Regions from separate parts of the Homo sapiens genome. Here all the other regions are linked to region 1. A link is a contact called in ENCODE Hi-C data. All regions are on one chromosome and are shown on one strand. The core of a region is the stretch at or near the end of the contact, and the rest is flanking DNA. Distances in the headings are between cores, read along the strand shown.

Evidence for each region. A loop is a pair of places that touch in the nucleus more often than their neighbours do. Pooled maps may share reads with other maps.
Region 2: a loop to region 1 is called in a map of CD8-positive, alpha-beta T cell, with 22 times the contacts of the local background. The contact joins the promoter of SLC25A26 here to the promoter of LINC02018 in region 1. A Hi-C loop is called at or near these places in 3 of 168 maps with a recorded cell type or tissue (CD8-positive, alpha-beta T cell and naive thymus-derived CD4-positive, alpha-beta T cell) and 7 of 50 pooled maps.
Region 3: a map of CD8-positive, alpha-beta T cell shows a loop between it and region 1 (19-fold over the local background). The contact joins the promoter of LRIG1 here to the promoter of LINC02018 in region 1. A Hi-C loop is called at or near these places in 2 of 168 maps with a recorded cell type or tissue (CD8-positive, alpha-beta T cell and naive thymus-derived CD4-positive, alpha-beta T cell) and 4 of 50 pooled maps.
Region 4: a loop to region 1 is called in a map of CD4-positive, alpha-beta T cell, with 16 times the contacts of the local background. The contact joins the promoter of ARL6IP5 here to the promoter of LINC02018 in region 1. A Hi-C loop is called at or near these places in 1 of 168 maps with a recorded cell type or tissue (CD4-positive, alpha-beta T cell), 1 of 37 single-sample maps with no recorded cell type and 7 of 50 pooled maps.

The regions. Positions count from the first base shown.
Region 1 is chr3:75,431,915-75,437,342 of GRCh38, forward strand. LINC02018 (long intergenic non-protein coding RNA 2018) reads left to right here and starts at 3,394. Exons shown (of 3, transcript NR_151705.1): 1 at 3,394-3,499. It also overlaps the pseudogene FAM86DP. RefSeq lists enhancers at 964-1,258, 2,658-2,717, 3,428-3,607 and silencers at 2,948-3,357, 3,678-4,107.
Region 2 is chr3:66,218,582-66,224,009 of GRCh38, forward strand. SLC25A26 (solute carrier family 25 member 26) reads left to right here and starts at 2,420. Exons shown (of 10, transcript NM_001379210.1): 1 at 2,420-2,546. The coding sequence starts at 2,514. RefSeq lists enhancers at 2,033-2,192, 2,363-2,422, 2,544-3,043.
Region 3 is chr3:66,497,802-66,503,229 of GRCh38, forward strand. LRIG1 (leucine rich repeats and immunoglobulin like domains 1) reads right to left here and starts at 3,221. Exons shown (of 19, transcript NM_015541.3): 1 at 2,389-3,221. The coding sequence starts at 2,606. RefSeq lists enhancers at 2,317-2,817, 2,818-3,318 and silencers at 2,421-2,630, 2,651-2,730, 2,771-2,910, 2,931-3,590.
Region 4 is chr3:69,080,759-69,086,186 of GRCh38, forward strand. It overlaps ARL6IP5 (ARF like GTPase 6 interacting protein 5), which reads left to right and starts at 4,179. Exons shown (of 3, transcript NM_006407.4): 1 at 4,179-4,465. The coding sequence starts at 4,290. RefSeq lists enhancers at 1,319-1,378, 2,183-2,342, 3,950-4,259.

The DNA of each region.
Region 1 (5,428 bases), core at 2,144-4,643:
TGCTGGGTTTTAAAGCAGCTCTCCCAACATTTCATGCTTCACCACCTATGAGAGTGAGGCTTAGGGTGAAACTCAGAGCAGGGTGTGAGATAACTTCAGGTATCTCCATGATCGAAGCCCTGACCTACTGTATTGCCCCGAAAGTCTTCCCTGCTGTGTCTGCATCTTTTCCATGTGGATAATCTTGGTTCACCTCTAGCACAGGAATTCTTCACCGGGGCTCCTAGGATGGGCTGGGTGGGTGGGGGTGGAGGATGTCTGTCTCCCCTGAGTTTGTATGGAAAACATATTCTTCTGGTGTACTTCTTTCTGGGAGGGAGTCTATTGCTTTGTCTTTTCAGAAGGGCTCATGGCCCTTCGAAGGTGAAGACCCAGGATGCAGGGTGATCTGCACTTGGCCCTCAAGGCCAAGGTCAGCCTCTAGCTGGGCCGGGTGGTGATCCTGGCTCTCACCTGCATGCAGATGCACTTGAGTCCAAACCCCACCCTGGGCAAAGCAAGGGCCCATTTAGGTCTAGAAGAGACAGGAGTGGGCAGGACAGGCCTCATGAATGCAAAAAAGAAAGTCTCTGAGCATCTACCAAATGCTAGAAGCTGTTTTGTACCTGTCATCTCTGTTTTTGCTGTGGATGGTTTAAAAAACATTCGCTAGATTTCACCCCTCTTGCAGATTTTTGTATATTCTGATGTCTTTGTCTAAGTCTTAGATAGACAACGAAAGTGCAGGAGCTGTCGGAGGTGCTGACACCCACCTGCAGTGCTGACTCAATGGTTTTGTTCTTTGAACAGGGGTGTTTTTAAAGGGTATAAGCACACCTATGGTTCTTCTCTCAGGTCTTCCGGAGAGATTCAGGAGGCAGGGTCATGAGTCCCAGGGACTCTGGGATTCTTACCTTCTGCAAAATATCCCGCAGCAGCTCAGAATCTGATGAGTCTCTTAACTTTGCTTCTAAGCTCTGTGTGGACGGGAGAGAGAGAAATCTCAAGGGCGCATTCACAGGAACATTAAAACACGCAATAGAATGTGTTGGCAAAGCGCTATGTGATCCCTCCCTGGGGACGTGGAGCCAGTTGGAAGTGGAAGCCACAGTGGCTGAAAGCCTGACCTTCAGATGTCGCTGGGTGCAATTGGATGAGTCACAGGAAGAAGACTGACTCTTGGCCGCATTAGTCATGGCTACTTAGCGGCCACCCGGGTCATGGGCCAGCTCCCTGGTTGCACTGGTCAGCCAGGAATTACCAGGGCAGCCATGGCAACAAGGTTTGATGGGCTTGCCATCTGAGTTTAAGTAGAAATGCAGAATGTGCTCATACCAGCCTGGGTTACATTGTCCTCTTACAGGGGCCTCAAGCCCAGCAGCAAGCTTTGGCTCCTGAGTTAGGCAAACTGTCTCGGCTGGTATGTGACCCACGGCAAGGCACTTCATTGCTTCAGAGCTCCTTCCATGCCATAAAAGGCCCTACAAGACCTGGTCCTAATCCCTCTCTCTGGCCTGTTCTCCCTCACCCCTGGCCCACCCTGCTCACTCCACTCCAGCCACACTGGCTGCCTTGCTGTTTTTCCTCAACCATAGCTGGCTTGTTTCCACCACAGGGCCTTTGCATATCCTGTTCCCCAAGCCCTTCCCATGGCTGGCTGCCTCACCACTCAGGCCCCAGTTCAAATACCACCTCTTTGGGGAAGGCTTCCCTGATTCCCCGACCTTGGTGACTCTTCTCCCCAGTTGCTCCATTCACCATTTCCCTGTTTTATTGGCTTTAAAGCCACTCTCATCTGGTCTTTTCTTGTTTATTCATTTATTTGTTTATTCTCTGGCTCTCCCATGCAAGCAGAGCCTCATCTATCATGGGTACTGCTGATCCATGGTGCCTGGCTCATGGAAGGCATTTATTAAACATTTTGTGACTGAATAAAAACACCAGCTAACACCGACATGCATTTACCATGAGCCAGGCACTGATCCACAGGCTTTTGTACTCAACGCTGACAACAACCCTAAGAGGTAGGTATCATTATATCCCCCATTTTATTAATAAGAAAACAATAGCACAGAGAGATGCAGTCACTTGCCCAAGGTCACACAGGGCCAGGGGTTGGGCCAGGATTCGAAGCAGGCAGGCTGTCTCCTGGGTCTGAACTCTCAACTACTTCACCCTAATCAAACAATCTCTCTGGTCAAAAGTGAGTGATAATAATAGTACCCACCTCGTCAGTGTTGAGGGTGAGCCGAAGTTAGCATTCAGTGTGGGCATGTGAACAACTATAGTCAATATTGAATGGAGACCTATGATGCTTTTATGAAGGTTTCTATTTTGGGTTAAAAATGCACAAATTTCTCCTGACTAAAATTGATCTCTGAGTGCTAAATATTTTATGTCAATGGAATAACGCAAATGATTAAGCAACACCCCATAAAATGGGGCAGACCCAGGGAGGAATATATATCCGAACTGACTCATCCCAGTGAGCTCACTGCACATGAATTACAAATGGAGAGGGGTGCATTAAGCCCCTCTGCTGGCAGAAGGGAGGCTGCTGCCTGCCAGGCGCCTGTGCTGAGAATGGCAGGTCCCCAGGGAGAGGAGAGGCCACCCCCTTCTCTGTCTCTTCCATCACAGGCGTGAAAGCCTCAGCGCATGATCCGATTCTGTGCAGTGCTCGACATACAGATGAGAACACTGAGGCACGAGGGACAGCCTGTGACCTGGTCACCGTGCTCAGGATGAAGTGGTTACCCGCGGGCCTGAGGGCGCTGACTTTTTAGAATGGGCGAGGGCAGCTGTGTCCCAGTGACCAGAACGATTACTACCTTTAAAAAGTCGTGAAAATGATCGTGAACTGTACCCCACACCGAGCACGCGTCTGCCCCCCCAAGGCGGTGGAGACGCCCTCATCTTCCGCCGCCAGCTCGCGGGGCAGGAGGGGTGCGAGCGACTCTGGCCAGGCCCCAGGGACGGGGACCGGGTCTCGCGGCCCTGACCGGGGAGAGCCCAGGAACTCACGTGGCAGGAGCGCCGGGGGTTTCAGCACGGAGACCCATCCCGTCTGCCCCTGGACTCCCGCGAGCCCCGCGGGCCTCTCCGCTCGCCCGCCGCCCCCCTGCCAGGGGAAGGAGCGCAGCGTGCGCGCCGCCAGGAAGCGGCGCTCGAAACTCTGCAGCAAGAGTTCGGTCCCCGCATTCTCCTCGGGCGCCATGACGTGGGCGGGGCCGCAGCGTTGCCGGGAGACCGGGCGGAAGCCGGGCCTGGACTGAAGAGGGGGTGGGCCCAGGGCAGTGCGCGGCGGCAGAGAGGGGGCGGGGCCTGGGGGTAGGGTCAGGAGGAGCGTCCTGGGGGCGGGCTGTAGGGCGGGGCCAGGATGAGCGTTAGGAGGGCGAGGCCTGGGGTAGGGCCAGGATAAGCGTCGTTGGGGCAGGTCCTGGGTAGAGTCCAGGTTGGCGGGTCCTGGGGCGGAGTCAGGATAGGGCGATCCTGGAAGCTGGGCTTCAGAAGCGTCCAGGTTGGTGGCGTCCTGGAGGCGGTGCCTTGCGTGTGGGCAGGATAAGAGTCCTGGAGGCGAGCATTAGAGCGGGGATAAACGCCATTGGGTTCAGGAGGCGGGACTCAGAGCAGAGCCCAGGAGACAGGTCTTAGGGTGGGGCTAAGGCCAGACCCAGAGAAGGGCTCAGGAGGCGGGGCCGGGGCGGGGGGTTGACTATGTCGTAGCACATGGCCAGGCGGTGCGCGGACTCTGGGAGGCAGAGCTTTGGACGGGCCGACGTGGGGAGGGGCCCAGGGTCCAGGAGGCGGGGCCGAGTCCGGGCTGCCAGCTGCGCTCAGGAGGCGGGCCCTGGGAGGCGGAGCTTAGGGAGGGGCCGGTGTCGGGAGGGACCCAGGGACTGGGAGGCCGGTCGGGGCTGGGCTCAGGGGCCGAGACCTAGCTGGGCTTGGGGCGGGGCCGAGACGGAGCGAGGGATCCAGGGTGTGGGAAACGGGGAGGGGTTTGAGGAGGGGATCGGAATGTGGCTCAAGTTGGGAGGCGTTACCTGCGGAGGGTTTGAGGCACGCCCAGGAGCGAGCCCACGGTCGGCCGACGCGGGGCCAGGGGCGGGCCCCAGGATCCGGAGCTTCGGGCGGGGCCGAGTCTGGGTTTGGGGCCCGGGAGGCGGGGCCAGTTAGGGCGAGGGTCCCTGGGATCGTCGGGTCAGGCCTTGGGCTAACGTAGACACTCTCGCAGTACCTCCGCCTTCAGGAAGGTCTTTTTAGCAGGGGCCTTACAGGTGCACGCTTCGGTCCTGGAGGCCTTATCCTAACCTCTCCATCAGCGCCACCCGTCTGGGGCCCGAAAGGAGGGAGCTTTCCCTCTGTCCTCCAGCCTTTGGACTGTCTCCAAACAAGCCATTCGTTCACCAAATACTTATTAAGCACCTACCATGTGCCTGACAAGGGAGATGTAACGGTGAGAAAGACTAGGTGTGGTCTGGGCCCTCCAGAGGCTCAGGGGCTCGTGGAAGAAGTGGACATTGAAGTACTTATCACACAAATGAGTATAAAAGTACAATAGCGATATCTGCCACAAAGATGAGCAGACAGAGCTAGCGGGGCTTGCAGGAGGAGTTTTGATCTTGCAGGGACAGGAAAGAGGAGTTAGCTCCTGCGGGGTGGGATGGGGGGGTGGTGGTGATATAGACGTGGGGACAGAGTGGAAAACAACAAAAATATAATTATTTTAGTTCAAAGTTATTGTGTCTTGAGTTGAAAGGCAGGGCAGTTAGCAACACAGTTCAGATTTCAGTACTGCCCCCGAAATCTGAACTGTGTTCAAAGTCTAAAACGTTTACCTTAGCAAATTCCTCATAAAACTCCATTTGGAAGAGTCTCGAGAGCTAATTTGTTAAGTATACTTGCAAAAGGTAGATGAGGAGACAGATAAAATCTTATTACCTCTTTCAGATGAGAGGCACTTGAGCCCTGCTCAGCTATGAGAATAAGAGAGGGGAATTAATTCGAATTGAATACACTTGTTCTCTTATAGCTGTTGTTCCCCACCAGAACCAAATGAGCGCAAGATCTGACAAAGAAAAAAAAGGTTCATCTTTTATTCCCCCAAACACTTTCATTTAAATCAAGAGGATGGGATGTGGTTATTGCTGTGTTTTTAGACAGAATCAACGGTTTCTGTGTCTGAGATGTTGCATACACCCTCTCAGTCCCTCTATCCTGAGATGGAGTCACCTGAGGATCCACAGCAAGTCCTAACCAGGGATGGGTCTGGGTGATTAAGGAAGGTTGGCTTCAGAACTGGGCCAGGGGCACTGCTTTGCTTTTGCTGTTTTGATCAGCTCTCTGCCTGCAGGAGACAAGGAAAACCAATGGGAACAGGTTAGCTATACTCATAAATCTTGGGCTTATTTTATTAACTCACATAATAGCTATTAATTGTCTTTCC
Region 2 (5,428 bases), core at 1,170-3,669, 9.2 Mb before region 1:
GGTAGTCCAGCCCCATAATAAATGTCGATTACCTGTGTAAACAATAGACTATTGCTGGAATGACAACTGAGTAATTTATGAGAACAGGTCATGAGAGACTTTGTAGTTTCTGTCTTGTTCTCTTTCAGACCACTTACTCTAGGAACAACCAGCTACTATATCATGAAGACACTCAAGCAGTACTATGGAGAGATGTATGCCATGAGGGATTAAGGCTACCTGCCAATAGCTAGCACTAATCTGCCAGTTATGGGAGTGAGCCATCTTGGAATTGGATCCTGCGGTCATGATCAAGTTTTATGATATGGCCCTGGCCACCATCTTGACTGTAGTGTCATGAAAATTTCTGAGTCTTAAACACCCAGCTAAATGACTCCTTGATTCTTGACGTATGAAAACTGTGTGAGGTAATAGAAGTTTATCGTTGCTTTAGTCTGTTAAATTTTGGGGGTAATTTGTTACGCAGAAATAGACAAATAATACAGATTTTGGTACTTGGAGGTGGGCGCTACTGTAATTCCTAAACTGTGGGAGTGCCATTGGCACCAGGCAGTAGGTGAAAGGTGGGAAGACTGTGAGGGAAATGTCAGTGAAAGCTTATTAATAGAAACTTGATGGCCTTTGAGGAGGCTGCCGGTGAGGGTTTATAGGAATGTGAAGTAGGCAGGATTCTAAGGTGGCCCTCAAGATTCCTGGCCCCTAATGTGTTTTGCATAATCACCCCACTGATTGTGAGCAGGACCTGTGAGTATGACAGAACATTACCACCATGATTATGTTGTCACGTATGGCAAAAGGAATTTTTCAGATATAATTAAGGTCTCTAATCAGTTGACTTTGAGTTAATAAAAATGGAGATTATCCTGGGTAGGCCTGACCAAAGCACATGAGACTTTGAAAGACATTAATAGCAGCAACAGAGATTCTTCTGCTGGCATTGACAAAGTGAACTAGCATGTTTTGAGAGGGCCTACAGGCAGCTTAGGGAAAGGTATTCTGGGTAGAGAGAACAACATGGGCAAAATTAGGAGGCTTGGAAGTGTATAGTCTGTCTGTGTGTAGTCCGGCTAGTGGGAAGAGTGACAGGAGACACCAGCTGAGAGGTGTATACCATGCTAGGGAGCTGGACTGTCTCCATTGGCAGCAGAGGGGAGTTGTAAGCAGGGAAATAACATTACCATCACCTTTAGAGAGTACTTTCTATGAGCCAGGAACTAGGCTAAGAACTTGAGTGCATTATCTCATTTAATCTATTAATATAATAGTACCGCATGACAAAGTGACTATCATTATCGCCACTTTACAGGGGAGAAAACTTAATCTTGGAAAACTTATCCCCAAACCCAGCAGGTGATAGAATTTGAATTCCATCTAACACCTAAAGCTATTCTGCGTATCATTTCTAGATCATTTTACCTAGAAGAGAATAAGAATAATTATAAGAATAATTCTAGCAGTGTTATAGAATAGGGATTGAAGAAAGGCCAGGCAAGGAGCCTGCTCAGGTTATTATAACGGTTTTGAGGAAAGATGATGAGGGCATTAAGTATATTTTCAGTGCTTGCTCTGCTGTGTTCTCTGTAGCCACATTGAGTCGGTTACTTGTTGGAGCATCAGGAGCCTCTGTAAAATGAGGACACTAGTGTTGCTGACATCATAGGGTTGGTGAAAGGATTAAATGAAAAAATGTCTGTCAATCACTTAGCACCACGTCTGAGATGTAGTTGGCCCTTAATATATACAGAAGTTTACAAGGTATTTGTTTGTTTAATAAAGACAGGTCCACTCCAAGAAATGTTATTAAGTACTTAATAACGTGTGCTTTGAGGTGTACACATGAGTACAACAGCGAACAACATGAGCAGGTAAATAACTGAACAAACAAATAATTTTAAATGCAGTAACTCTGTAAAGAGAAATGGAGGATGCTAATTTTTAACTCCGGTCAGGAAACTTCTGATGTATTTTTCTATATCTTTATTTAATAATCTTCTGATAATGAGTTAATTTAATATAAACTCAGATAAAATTTTTTGACAAAACTAAGAGATAAACCAAAATGAAATATCCGATTAGGATCCCGAATCGCGCCTCCCGAGGTTAGTACTACCCCTCACGACTCCTCCCTCCGCCACAGCCACGCCTCTTCTGGGTTTACAGTTCAGAATCACGCCGGCCTCATTCTACCGCTGCTCTCTCCTGGATCTCGGCCACGGATCTTTTGCTCGCGAAAGTTCCTCCGTCTAGCTGCACACAACGCTGCTGCAGGAAACCGAGGTAAGGGATTTGCCGAGACTTAGCTCCACCACACTCCCCGAGGCCCCGCCCCTCCTCTCTGGCCCTCCCCTAGGCCCAGGTGTCTCGCGTTGCACGTGCAGTTGTTGTGGTTCTACGTCACGTGGTCCCGGAAGTTCAAGACAGACCCGCCTCAAACATGGCGGCGCCCAGCGCGCGAGGACGTGATCCGCTTCTGCTCCGGCTTGGATTGTAGCCTTGACGAGGTCTGAGCGACCATGGACCGGCCGGGGTTCGTGGCAGCGCTGGTGGTGAGTGCGGGGCGGTGGGGTGGGTTGCTCAGAGTGCCGGCGTCCGGCATTGGAGCCCGCGGGCGTTCTCTGCACTGGTTTTCTTCCGGTTTTGCGGGCTGGACTGTCCTCGGGTTACTGGCAGCCAGGTCTGAGAGGGAGCACGAGGCTCCCAGGCCACCGGCGGGCCAGGTGTTAAGGCTATGTCTGTACTGCCAGGTCATAAGAGCCAGGTGGGGGAAGGAAGGTGAGTCATTGTCTTTTGCACCCTCATTTACTTAAAAAAGAGCTTCTATTATACACTGTTAACTACTCTTTCATTAAATAGTGTAACTACTCTAGAGATCTTGGGAATTAAAGAAATGTATGTAACACAACAACAAAAACCTTACTCACATCGCTCCCAGCCCTTCTATTCAATACTACGTTTCTCATTTTGCTGCATCTCTTTTCAGTCTTAGAAAATGACATGTCCTTCTGTTCATTCAATACATAATCTGCTATTTCTGCTCCAAGCCTAGGCTTTGGAGAAATATTGGTGAGCACACATAGCTCATCGGGAACGCTGCGGAGTCAATAAACAGGCTTAGTATTTAATTCCGTAGCAGAAAACTACGAGAATCAACATGAATTAACAGAAAAAAAAGTCCTTTACCAAATATTTTGGAGCGTCTGGTAGAGGATACTAGATACAGCAGTTAACAAAACAGAGTTTGGCTGCCTACGTTTTCATTGTGTGGAATGGGCAGAGACAGACAAATAATTTTTAAAATGATTTTCATAGGGAAAATGGAGGCCCACAGTGATTTAGTCACTTAATTATCGAATTTTGGTGTTGCAGGTGTTGAGGATAACATGGTGAACAAGATAGACCTGCTCCTAAGGGTCAGGTGTTAGAGACAAAATAGTAAAATGACTGTTGGGATAAATAACAGGTGGGCTAGGTTCAGGGTGTTAGGGGAATATATGGAAGTAGGGATGTCTTAGCCAGACTTGTAGGATGATAGCTTTAAATCTAGATTTGTTGAAACTTGTATAAGGTAGGTCTTAGAAATATAAAGAAATAATGTTACTGATTTTTTTTTTTTTTTTTGAGAAGGAGTCTCACTCTTCGCCCAGGCTGGAGTGTGGTGGCGCCATCTCGGCTCACTGCAGGCTCCACCTCTCGGGTTCACGCCATTCTCCTGCCTCAGCCTCCCGAGTAGCTGGGACTGCAGGTGCCCGCCACTACGCCCAGCTAATTTTTTGGGTTTTTAGTGGAGACGGGGTTTCACCGTGTTAGCCAGGATGGTCTCGATCTCCTGACCTCGTGATCCCGCCCGCCTCGGCCTCCCAAAGTGCTGGGACTACAGGCGTGAGCCACGGCGCCTGGCCAATGTTACCGCTTTTAAGGAGCTTTCCTGTCTAGCTGGTGACACAGCAGCAGTAGTTTGTCAGCTAACATTCCTGTGCCAGGAACTGGGGTAAGCTCTTTACATACATTATCCCATTTAATTCTCACAATAATTGAACTCTTATCCTAATTTTCCAAATGAGGGAAGTGGGATACCAAGAGATTAGATAACTAGTTCAAAATCACACAAGTGAGATCCATTTCGTCTGTGTAAGTATTGGAGCTCATATTCCAACCCAGGTGATGTCACCTGGGAGTCGTGCCCTTATCTGCTTCTTGATACTCTCCGAAGTCAGCAAAGGTTGCAATTGCTAAAACACAGGTGAGTGCTGCAGTTAACAAAAGAATGGATTTAGTATATACTTAATTAAAGTATGATACACATGCAGTAAAGTATACTTTTTTCCCAATGTATTTATAGAGGGTAAAATTAGAATCAATAGGTGGAAGTTTCAAGAAACTAGATTTCATTCCAGGTAAAGGAAAAACATTTTATTTATGCATTCAGCACACAATTTTTCTTCCATCTATTCTGCCCACTGGGTATTGTGGTAGGCTTTGTAGATACAGTGGCAGATAACCCCATTTCAAGTAGGGAAGAAAGGCCAGCAGATAAAACAGTTGCAATGAATAAGTGCTATGAAAGAAATGAACTGAAGATGCGACAGAGTAGGCAAATATTGGTGAACCTCTTAGATGGAGTGACCAAGGAAAGCCACGAAGTGGTAACATTTCAGCTAAGACCTAAAAGATAGGAAGGGGCTTGAATTTTTGATGATCAGAGTGGGAGGTTCAGTCATGGGGAATGGCTCAAGTGGAAAGAGCTTAGAGTTTTCAAGTGGTGAGGCCTAATGGGTAAGGATAGCATGGCAGGGGTTGGTATGGGAGGGGTAGGCAAAGCCAGCTGAGGTGGGGCTTTATGGGCTAGGGAAAATAATTTGGATTTCATTTGTAGTGTAATGGAAGCCATTGAAATGTTTTATTATCAGAGTAGTACGGAAATGGAGTGGCTACTTTTTAATGTCTTGGAGTGCGTTTGAGACACAGTGAACACTCCTGAGGGAGTTTGGTTTTGCTTACTACTCTTTTACCAGTACCTGGCACTAGGTAAGCACTCAGTACTACTTTGAATGAAAAGCCTAGATGATTGCTGAAGTCTTGAAACTTGGATTTGAAGAATTAAATGAGGTAACATTAAACACACAGAGCAGAGCCTGGCAAGTAGCAGACATTGAAATGCTCCCTTCCTAAAGCTTCATGAAGAGGATTGAATAAGTGGAGAGCCTCTGGGATGTTAGTTATCATTTGGAGCACAGAGTGGGGTATCCAGAAACAAAATCCTCAAAGAGTACATTGATCAGTGCATACTTTTAGGAAAGCAACTGGAACTATGTATTAGCAACCTAAAGATATTTATATAAATAACATTTAACTCAGTGAAGACAGTAAGAAGCTGCTAAAACATGGGACAGAGGGGAAGAATTAGACAAACAATGGGAAACCCATTTCT
Region 3 (5,428 bases), core at 1,971-4,470, 8.9 Mb before region 1:
TCCAGTTCATGGGTTTATAAACTAGCTCAAAGCATTTTCTAGACACCGTGGGCTTAGAGCGTGTAAACTTGGTGAAACTACAAGATATTTCATTATATCATATACAGACACTTTCTCCCCTAAAGTCTTGCTGAATCTTAGCCAGGAATACAAACCATATAAATACTCTTATGGAAATTCCAGAATAAGACTCACGGAGACTAATGATTTAAATTCAGAAGTCTGAAGTCTAGAAAAAAAGAACACATTTGCTTGATTTGTCCTTAATCAGAAATAAGAAAACTTCACAAATATTTTTCAAAGGATAGCCATTTTGCACTGCATACTGTGTTGCTACATACTAACCAGAAATCATGCTGCTCATATCTTAAAATCGAATCAGTCAACACCATAATCAGTATACTAAAGTCTACTGATGCTCAAAATACCCACTTTGGTATTTCTCGATCATCAAATGTGTGAGTAAAAGAGAAGGACTTCAATTTTGAAGGTATTTATGCCATGTGAAATGTCACTCCTAGGCAACAGAAAGCCTAAAGAAATAACCAGTATGTTTTGCTCCAAAAATTAAAGGGCAAGGCAAAGTGGATCTTGTGACCATAGGAAAGTGCAAATAAGAGGACACCCTGCCCTCTCTGGGAAGTTACTTCTGTGGAACTAAGTGCTTTCCCCACAATGCCACTGACACATGGCATTGGGAGTCACTCTTCCAACAGGTGAACACTTAAGAAGTTAATCTGATTTTGCCCACATGATTCTATTTAAAAAAAAAAAAAAAAACTACCGTATGTAAGGGAAAAATCACAATACCCCAGACTAAATAAGAGACTACCTAAGGACAATACTGGGCTCTATCTCCCAGTACTTCACAAAAGCTCTGCCTCCACCCTACGACCACTGATTTTCACTAACTCAGTAAATTCCACAGAAGAAGTAGATATTGAAAACCTAACTGTAACTAAAGGGTTCCTGGTTGTCTTCAGAACTCTGTAGTACTTGTTCATGGAGCAGTGTCTCGGGCCAAGTTAAAGATTCGTGCCCCATTTTGAGAGGTACAGGATCTTTACATTTAAAAGGAATTAACTTTTCTTCCCTTCACGGTAGTCAGAACACAGGCCACATTTTCTTCGATCAAGCCACAGGTGCTGGTTACAACTTGTGACACCAGTTTTCTCTTTTTAAAACAGCCATAGTCATGCCTAAGGTTACTGCTGTGCCTTTCCTATGTTCTAGGAAAAATGTCCAATTATTCAACCGAAATGCGGACTATTTAAGCTAGGCCTTTTCTGGAAAGGTACTAATGGTTCTACAGAGATGCTAATTACCCATAACTGAACGGGATTTGACTCATGCACCAGATTTGTTAGAAGTAAAAGAAGACTATTCTATTCTACCATGTTTACACAGAAGTCTAATGCCTTTTTTTTCCTGTCAAATCTCCTGTAAGAAGTGTCCCACTAAGTCCTAATAAGCCCACATCCTGACAGCACAGAAAAGAACCTCTTTCGGGTGAAACAAACAGCTTAAATCAGCCAAGCCCCTGGCACCCTCTCCTGAAGCAGCACTTCTCCAAAACTCATTTGCACCATTTATGGAGGAGAGAGTCTTGAGGGTGGGCCCCACCCCACTGGATCATCAAGCCCAATGGGGCCCCAGGGAACACACAGGAAGGGTCTGGAACACAGTTCCGTAAAATGCCAAACAGGCGTAAAAGGACAAACTCCCAGCACTCACAGGTCGCCAGGAACTGTCAAAGCCCTCTAACTCAGGGGTCCTCGGGGGAAGACTGCCTTCTGCCCCGCACAGAGAGGCAAGTCAGGCCACCACGGTCTTCGGGGATCAGGAGACGGCTACACACACTATCAACTAATAAATAATGTAAACGAAAGACTGGACCCAACAGTCACCTTCATTCATTACCCACTGGAAGACCAAGGAGCTCAGACACCAAATAGTTGGATTACAGGAGAGGAAAAGGAAACGCACCCACATACCCCCACAGACTTCTTCACACTCTTCTCCAGACGTTTCCCACCCACCCACCCGCAAACACACTCAGCTCCAGACTCCCACTCACTCACCCCCAGATGGCCCGCACGACGCGTGCTGGCTAACCCCCAAATCTCTACGACCCACGCTCGCTCGTCTCCAGACCCCACGAGGCACGCTCTTCTTCTCCAGGCTCTCTCGCACGCCTACTCCCCCGGACCTCCACGCAGAATCTCCCTTCCGCCACTCCAACCTGACAGTCTTCCAACACGCACAAGCACGCACAACTCCACACACACAACCCAGTCCGCACCCCCTCCCTGAGTACGAACCCCCGCCGCTCCATCCCCAAGTGACAGAGCCCCGGGGCGCAGAGAGGGCGGAAAGGGCGGCACTCACAGGCTCCGCGTCCAGGAGGGCAGGTCCCCGGGCAACGCAGCCAGCCCGCGCCCACCGCAGTCCAGCGAGTCCCCAGCGCAAGTGCAGGCGGCCGCGCAGGGCGCCCGCGGGCCGGCCGCGGCGGTCACCGGCTCCAGCCGAAGCAAAAGCAGCCAGAGAAGGAGAAGGCAAGGCGAGCGGCGCGGGGCCCCGAGCCCTCCCCGGACCGGCCGCGCCATCTTGTCTGGAGCGCGCTGCGAACTCCGGGCGCGGGGACTGTGAGGACCCGAACGGCCGCAGACGCGGGCGGGCCCGCGGGGCGCTCCGCTCGGCTCTAGACTCCGCACCGGGGCATGGCCCCCGCCCCAAGTTCTCTCTGCGGCCGCGGCTCCGGCACTCAGCGTGCCCCCGGTGCCCGGGCCGCTCCGGAGCACCCGGCGGGGGCCGCAAACCCCGCGCCCATCCGGGCCGGCCGGCCCGCCCGCGCTAGCTGCGAACTCCGCCGATTCGGGCAAGGTGTACCCAGCCTGCGCTCTTCGTCCGCCCGGGGCACGCCGAGTGCCGCTACCGACACCGGCCGAGGGCAGTGCTGCCGCTGCGCCTGGAAGACAGGCGTTCAGCCCCGCAGCCCGAGCTCGGTGCCGGCAGGCATCTTCCTCTGGGCTCGGAGCGCAAAGCCGTAGACCTCGGGCTGGACGGCGCGGCCGGCCCCGCGCTGGGAGGCCCCAGTGCGCCTCGCTGTCCCCACGCCGCGGCCAGAGAGCGCGCGCGCGCGCGCAGCCTCGGGTTCCGCACGGCTCCTCCGCGCAGCAAGAGTCCCGCCGACCTCGCAGCCGAACAATCAGCCGCTTGCTGTTCGCCTCCCCGCGGCCCAGCCCCGGCCGGTCCCCCAAGCCCCGCCCCCGGCCGCTCGCCCGCACACACCCCCTAGGCTCCGCGCTCCGCGGCCGCCTGCTGGCCCACGTTGGATGCTTTGCAACAGCGCCCCGCCACGCCTCCCCGCCTGCTGCTCATTGGCTGCCGGAGTCCACCGTGGCCAGCCTCGAGGGCCATTGGAGCGCTCGCTGTGATCCCGCCCCTCCCGCTTCACCGGCTACCCCGCCCCCACACTCTTTTCCCACCCAAGGTGTGAAGGGCGGGAGACTGGGAGGAGAAAGGGAGGGACGGCCCCCGCCTCTTAAAGGAGACACGCAGGTTGTTGTTGGAGAACGGGAACGCGGGCTGGGGAAAGGAGGCGTGAAGATACGCCCTCTGCGTCAAGAAGGGGAGAGAAAGTTAAGAGGGTAAAACGCCCCCGTTTTGGGGCTGTCTGGCCCCAAGGCTTTTTACGTCCTCCTCAGGCTGCAAGCAGGACTGCAGATTAGAAGCAAACCCGCGTCCGTTTTCCAGGTTCCTTCCAAAAGCGAAGACACAGGTTTAAAACTTAACACATTTCTTCCTGACTGGGACATCCTTGGTTATTTCATTAGGCGTGGTCCCCTTCCTCCTCGAGCAGCCTGGAGCATCTGCTCCTGACTTGTTCTTCACGTCCTAAATCCAGCAATATGTCCTTGATTACTAAAATGAATGTGTGCTGCAGAAACCTAGTCTCAAAGGTGCACCCTCGGCCAGGAGTGGTGGCTCACGCCTGTAATCCCAGCAGTTTGGCAGGCCAAGGCGGGCGGATCACCTGAGGTCAGGAATTCGAGACCAGCCTGGCCAACATGGTAAAACCCCGTCTGTACTAAAAATGAAAAATAAAAAAATTAGCCAGGTGTGGTGGTGCACACCTGTAATACCAGCTACGGGAGGCTGGGACAGGAGAGCTGCTTGAACCCCGGAGGCGGAGGCTGCAATGAGCAGAGACTTGTCACTGAATTGTCACTGAATTCCAGCCTGGGTGACAGAGCGAAACTCCGTCTCAAAAAAAAAAAAAAGTGCACTCTCCTTCCCAGCTAGTGAGTTGAAGGGTACTTCTAGAAATGCTGCAGCCTTTGATAAAGGGGTTGCTTTGTTGTTGTCATTGGGTTTTTGTTTTAATCAGAGTCTTTTTAAGATAATTTTCAAGAAGCCATTGTGTATTCGTAAGAGACAGAGTTAAAGGAGAAATAATAGTTAACAAAGCTTCTAACTTTTGCTCTTAAAGATCAGACCATAGTAGTAGTGTGTTACGATAGTACGTGGTAACATTAAGCAGACATACACACATTGAGAAAAAAAGAAAAAGATTACCACTGTAACATATAGCTGCCCTCTGGGCGTTTTGGTTTGCTAGTGTCTCATATCCCTTCCCAAGAGTATGCAAATTACTAACATAACTGCGCACATTGTCAGGAAGATTAAGCAGGTCAAGTCTGTTGAAAAACATTTGCTCCAGAACATTAAATCTGAGTTGTGTTTTATGGAAGTGGGGTGGGGTGGGAGGTAAAGAGGAGAAGTTGAACCTTAGGGAAAAAAGGCAAAAAAAAAAAAAAAATTAAAGGGTTTATTCCATTTTCGACACAATCTAAGAGGTTTGCTTTAATTGAGATGCACTAAATGTGTTAAACTTTCCCTCAGCCATAAGATCACCTCTTTTCTTTAGCCAAAATGTGATCTTCCTATCCCTTCCTCCCCTTTTTCCTTCTTCCCCTTCTGAATTCATTGCGCCTCATTTTTTTCTTGTTTAATTTTGCATGATCTCAGCAGTGATGCCCAAAGCAGTGCTCAAATATGTGGGTAAATCAATTCAAATCTAATTCCCAAGAAATATTATCAGAAAAATGCTGCACCTGACCCATCCCACCCAGAGCTTTAACCAGCTTTTATGTTTCATATGTAATCCAAATAAACATACACCTTCCATCTGGACGAGAAGAAATATGTCCTTTTGTTCTATCCCTTTTGGTAAATATAATAATAATAAGCAGTGGGAATGGAATTAAAAAGACCCTAAATTTATGAAGTCCTCTCAGTCAGTGTTTAAGTTTTACACAAAGAACACAAAACAGTAATTTGATGCAGAATACCCACAGCCGTTTCCTGAAATGAAACTGTCAGATCCTCCCTGTCCCCACCCCACAATAAAACAGCATATGCAGCA
Region 4 (5,428 bases), core at 2,929-5,428, 6.4 Mb before region 1:
GCTTTTCAGGATGGTTCCAAAGTCTTTGCCTTTATAAGTACTCACTTGAATAATAAATTTATCTAAATCCGTTTACATTGGTGGGGTGGGAGATTATTATTTTCTTTGAACAAATCAGCATTAATATTTTCATGTCACATTCTGTTAGATAAGTTCAGCGGAAACAAAATGATTAAAACTTTTCCTGAGATAAATGTGTATATTTAGATACAAAGAAAAAAGTATAAAGGAAAACAATCACAAAAATCAAAGAATAACTGAGAACACCCATAATCCTATCACCTAAAGATAAATTGTGATAAAAGTTTCAATTATTTTCTTCTAGAGTCAGAAATACAAATATACACTGTGAATCTGGATGGCTGGATAGAGGGAAATGATCATGTTCAAAAATGTATGTATATACACGTACACACACATCTCCTTCTATGGAGTGGGACAAGAATGATATTTGGAATCAAAAGTAACTGATTTTAAATTCTTCTCAGTTGTGAGCTACGAAACCCTTAGACACTTCTATTTCTTCATTTATAAAGTGGGCATAACACTATTCACCTTGTAAGACTGATAATTAAGTAAAATCCAGAGTGGCTCTCAAAATACAGTTCCTGATCAACATCACTTGGGAAGTTTTTTTTAACACAAATTTTCACCCCTCACCGCCCCCACCACGCTCCCCACCGCCCCCCCGCCACCCCACCCTTCAGCCTTCTGCAAAGCCTGGGGTGATTCTCCACTGGTAAAGTTTGAGGGCCACTGAAATGGAGTACATAAAGCCTGATGGGTACTCAGTAAATGTAGCTGCTGTTACTACACTGTGATATTTAACCTCCTCTTGTCCTAGTTTTCAGTGAACCTTAAGGAAAGCTTGTCCTTTATGGTCCCCCAATTAGGTTCAGTTCAATAGCATTCACTGAGCTGAAAGTCAATGCCAGGCAGTGAGCGTGGGAATAGAGTTCACAGTCCCTATCAAGAGATACCAGCCTCCTTCTGCATCACATGTCTCAGCGTCAACTATGAAACTACTTTTTCTTGCCCAGACAACTCCACAGATGGTTTCACTGAGGATTTAACCTCAGTGCTTATCAAAATGGGCTCCTGTAGCCTGAACCCCCAACAATACTGGATACCCTTTGATTAGTGGTAGTGAGCATTGCAACCCTCTCAGATAGTGAAAAGCAGCAGTCACCTTAAAGGCCACCTAGTCCAGTCTCACCCATTTCACAGGGGAGGAAACTGAGGCCTAGGGATAGAGTACAGCTAGCCGATGAAGAAGTCTGCAAAGGTATCTGGCCCTGCATCTGCTTGCTTTGAGACTAACAGCCTGACTCACCATGGTGGTATTTTGATAAACGACACCAGGCACTCTCACTGGCTTAGATTGATTGACGGATTAGAAATAGCCATCTGCCCTTGCCAGGAATGAAAGCAACAGAGACATGCAAGCAAAACCTTCAACAGATTTATTTTACTTCAAATGGAACATATCATAAACAATTAGACTATCTGCTATGGTTTTTAAACAGACAGATAGTCTGAATGGTCCTATCTAGACACACCAGTCCCATTATAAAAGCCCCATCAAGCAGGGCTCGGCTTCCCACACCTGTAGTCCCGGCTACTTGGGAGGCTGAGGTGGGAGGACTGTTTGAGCCCAGGAGTTTAAAACCAGCCTGGGCAACATAGTGAGACCCTGTCTCTAAAAATAATAATAAATTAAAGCTCCAGAAAGACCTCTACAGTGAATCTGACCCCTCCCTCCCCGGAATGAACACTAACAAAGAGCTGCTACTAATAGCATTTCAAACAGTTACTGGAAAAAAGTAATGACTCATTACATGTTCATTTTTATTTAAAATAATTTAACAAAGGTAGAAATATTTAGAGAAAAAAAAAATCTCCCATACCCCAAAGAGAGAGACAGGGTTAACATTTTGGGAGGGAGACAGAAGGGAATCATGCTATAAACAGCTTTCTCTGTCTTTTCAGAATTTATTTATTTATGTTTAAACCTCTAAAGAGGTTTAATTCTTTCTTGGGTATCAATTGCCTGTGATCAAGGAGTAATCATATTGTTACTAATACACTCTTGACAGCTTTTGGTCATGCAGTTCTGAGCAGTTGGAAGATAAAGTTCTTAGTTACAGCTTCTAATACTCATAAATCTCACCAACAGTGTGGGGCCCCACTGGAGTTCCCACTCTCATCTTGACCAAGATGATTTACTCAGCTTGCCCACAGTGCTGCCTCTTGACATTCTGAAGCCCTGGGGAATTCCTCCACACCCTCTGACTTCCTGTAACTGAGCACTGAGGCTCAGTGCATCTCTATTTAGCACTCCTCTTACTGTCTCATATTTAACTAGTGTTTCCACTGGATTGCAGAAGTTTTGAAGGCAGAGCAGGATTACATTTTTCTCCTCTTTAAAAAAAAAAAGAAAAGAAAAGAAAAAAAACCCACAGTGCTTTCACAGAGCCTCAAAAGAACTCGAAATACTTGCTGGCATTGTACTGAATATTCTCAACCTTTTCCCCCTACCCAGATACATCCACAACAATAAAGTTGGAGCAAGGTAGAGAAAAGTTAGTAGATGTTTATAATGAAAGCATAGAAAACAAATCAGATTAAAGCACTATTAATAGCAAACAAGAATCGTGGGCTATCCTATTGCTAATAACAATAATAGTAACATATAACTGTGAACCTTTATTATACACTAAGCATTTCCTATACATTCCTTCACTTAGCCTCGTCTATATGGCAGATGTTCCATTATCCCCACTTTACACATGAAGACACCGAGGCTGGGAGAGATTAAGTAGTTTCTCCAAAGTCACCTGCCAGAGAGGAAGGAGCTGCGACTCTAATTTTGCTTTCTCTGACTTCACACCATCCCATTTTTCCAGAATCAAGAAAACATGAGCACTCAGGAATATTTTCACATTTTAAACTTTATTCAAAAAGCAGCACATAAGATATATCTTAGCACTAATTCCATGCAATCACCAAATTTTCCTAAACAACAGTAGTAGTAGTAATTTCTTAGAGTCGCTGTAAGCTCCTTAACTGTCTTCTGAATTAATAAGGAAAATTAAATTATGTTTTCTAGACTTTGCATTAGTATATTTCATTACTTTCCAAGTTTTCAAAAATTGGTGATCTGAGTAGAGTGAATTCACCTTGTCTAAGCCACTTAGGGGCTTAGAGACTCTGTTATCTTAGAAATCTTCACCTTAGAATTCTACCTATTACATTATACAATTAAACAAACTACTTTTTTTCTCATGCATTGTACCAATCAGCCCCTTAACTGAAAAAAGATGACCCTTGGAAGCTTAGAAGAGAATTGACAACGAATACTTCTTTTGCCAGGTCTTTGGGCTGGGATACAAAACATCACGTTATCTATGAATATATTGTGGTCCCTCAGTGAAAGCTGTCACCAAATATTGCAATAAAACTAAGAAAACTTTTGAAGTGGAATGCATATTTCTGCCCAGAAAATGCTGGATGCAGAACAACTAGTTCACTGCAGACAACTGTTTGCTTTAAAATGTAAGCAACATGCCCAGCTCAGGACTGAAGTGGCCAGAGTGCCTACTTTATCAGAATGGCATAGCAGTCCAACAATTTAGCCTAGAGAGAACAGAGGTGGAGAACAAAGAAGAGAAGTGAAAAAAACAGACCAGCCCTTCTGTTCTACATGACCTTCTTTCCCGTTTTGCCAATCTGATTTCACACATAGTGACTCATGGTGAAACAGAGAAAACATGGGAATTGCATTCAGATGTGTAGAGGTTAGTAAGACTTAGTTTTCAAAAGCAGCTCATTCTCCATTAACACTGTAGTCGCCTTCCATTTCATTTCACTTAGATTGGCATCTGCACAGCTGCCAAAATTTTTCTCTAAGTCAGAGAACACACTCCTAGGTAAACCTTCAAAAAAGGTATTTCGAAGGAGGCAGCTTCTCTGCTGCTAGAGAAGGCATTGCCACCTCCCTTCAGACAGGGGATTTCCGCTAGTTGCTTTCTGTCATTTCGTCTCTATTCTGCACTCAGTCCCTTGTTCTGTCTGGAGGTTCCTGTTTTCCTGTACCCAACCAAGAGCCAATGAAGAAGTAAAGAGGAGCAAACACGCCCGCCCACTCCCAATTTCCTTTGCTCTGCTGTCTGCCAACCGCAAAGCCGACCGAGACGGAGCCGCTGTCAACTCTCCAACTCAGCTCAGCTGATCGGTTGCCGCCGCCGCCGCCGCCAGATTCTGGAGGCGAAGAACGCAAAGCTGAGAACATGGACGTTAATATCGCCCCACTCCGCGCCTGGGACGATTTCTTCCCGGGTTCCGATCGCTTTGCCCGGCCGGACTTCAGGGACATTTCCAAATGGAACAACCGCGTAGTGAGCAACCTGCTCTATTACCAGACCAACTACCTGGTGGTGGCTGCCATGATGATTTCCATTGTGGGGTAAGTGGGGTCCCCCTACCCGGGACACCGATCCGGGGCGAGCACGGAGGGGCCTCGGGGTGCAAGATCCCGGGATGTAGAGACGCTCTCTGACCACGCTCAGCGCCTGCCCTGGCAATTCTGCAAGCGGCCAAGCCAGTGGAAACTTGTTTGCAGGGCGAGGCCGCAGTAACCTGGGGCCCCATTTTCTGCACCAAGGGCTGAGACTTGAGGGGGGCCCTAGGGGAAAGAGGACGGGGAAAATTTGCCAGCCGCAGGGAAGAAAAATGAGAGTTCCCCCACCCCCCTGCCCCCGCCCGCGTGCCAGGATCGGGCTCTTGCTGGAAAGATATTTGTAGCGCCCTCGTCTTTTAAAAATAAGAAGAAAAAGGAAAGTGGTGTAACCCTACCCTGGAGCTGGCTGGGGCGGCAGGGTGTGGACCCGGGCTAGTGTAAAAAGGGCAACCAAGTGGCGACGCACTTTGCTGCTTTCTCTGCCTAATGCCTGCCACACTGTACAGTAAAGCTGAGCTTGGGATCAAAAGGGGGGGTGTCTCCTGGTGGCGCATCTCCCATTGTGGGGTAAAGGCTGCCATGACTGTGGGAAGATGGCCTTCTGGCATTTTCTTCCAGCAGTGGCCAGGCGTGGTCACTTTCTCTGTCTTCGCTTCCTAGCCTGAGGTTTCAATGTATCAGAAGGCCTTTTCAATACCTGATACTTAACAAAGTATCCTGTGTTGAGACTGCATGTACACCTGCTTTCCTAGAAACCACCTTTCCTTCTAGTTCACCCTTTAAGAAATGCTTCTCTCGCTTATGCAGGATGGGTGGTGATATTCTCAATCTTGCTGATTATCTCCTACACATCTTTAAAGAAAAAGCCACCCTCAGACTTTATAAAGGACTCACTTGCACTTAAATGTCTGACATTTCTATTTCAGGGCAGACGTAGAGGGAAGAAGCAGCAAGCTGGCTTGGGAGAAA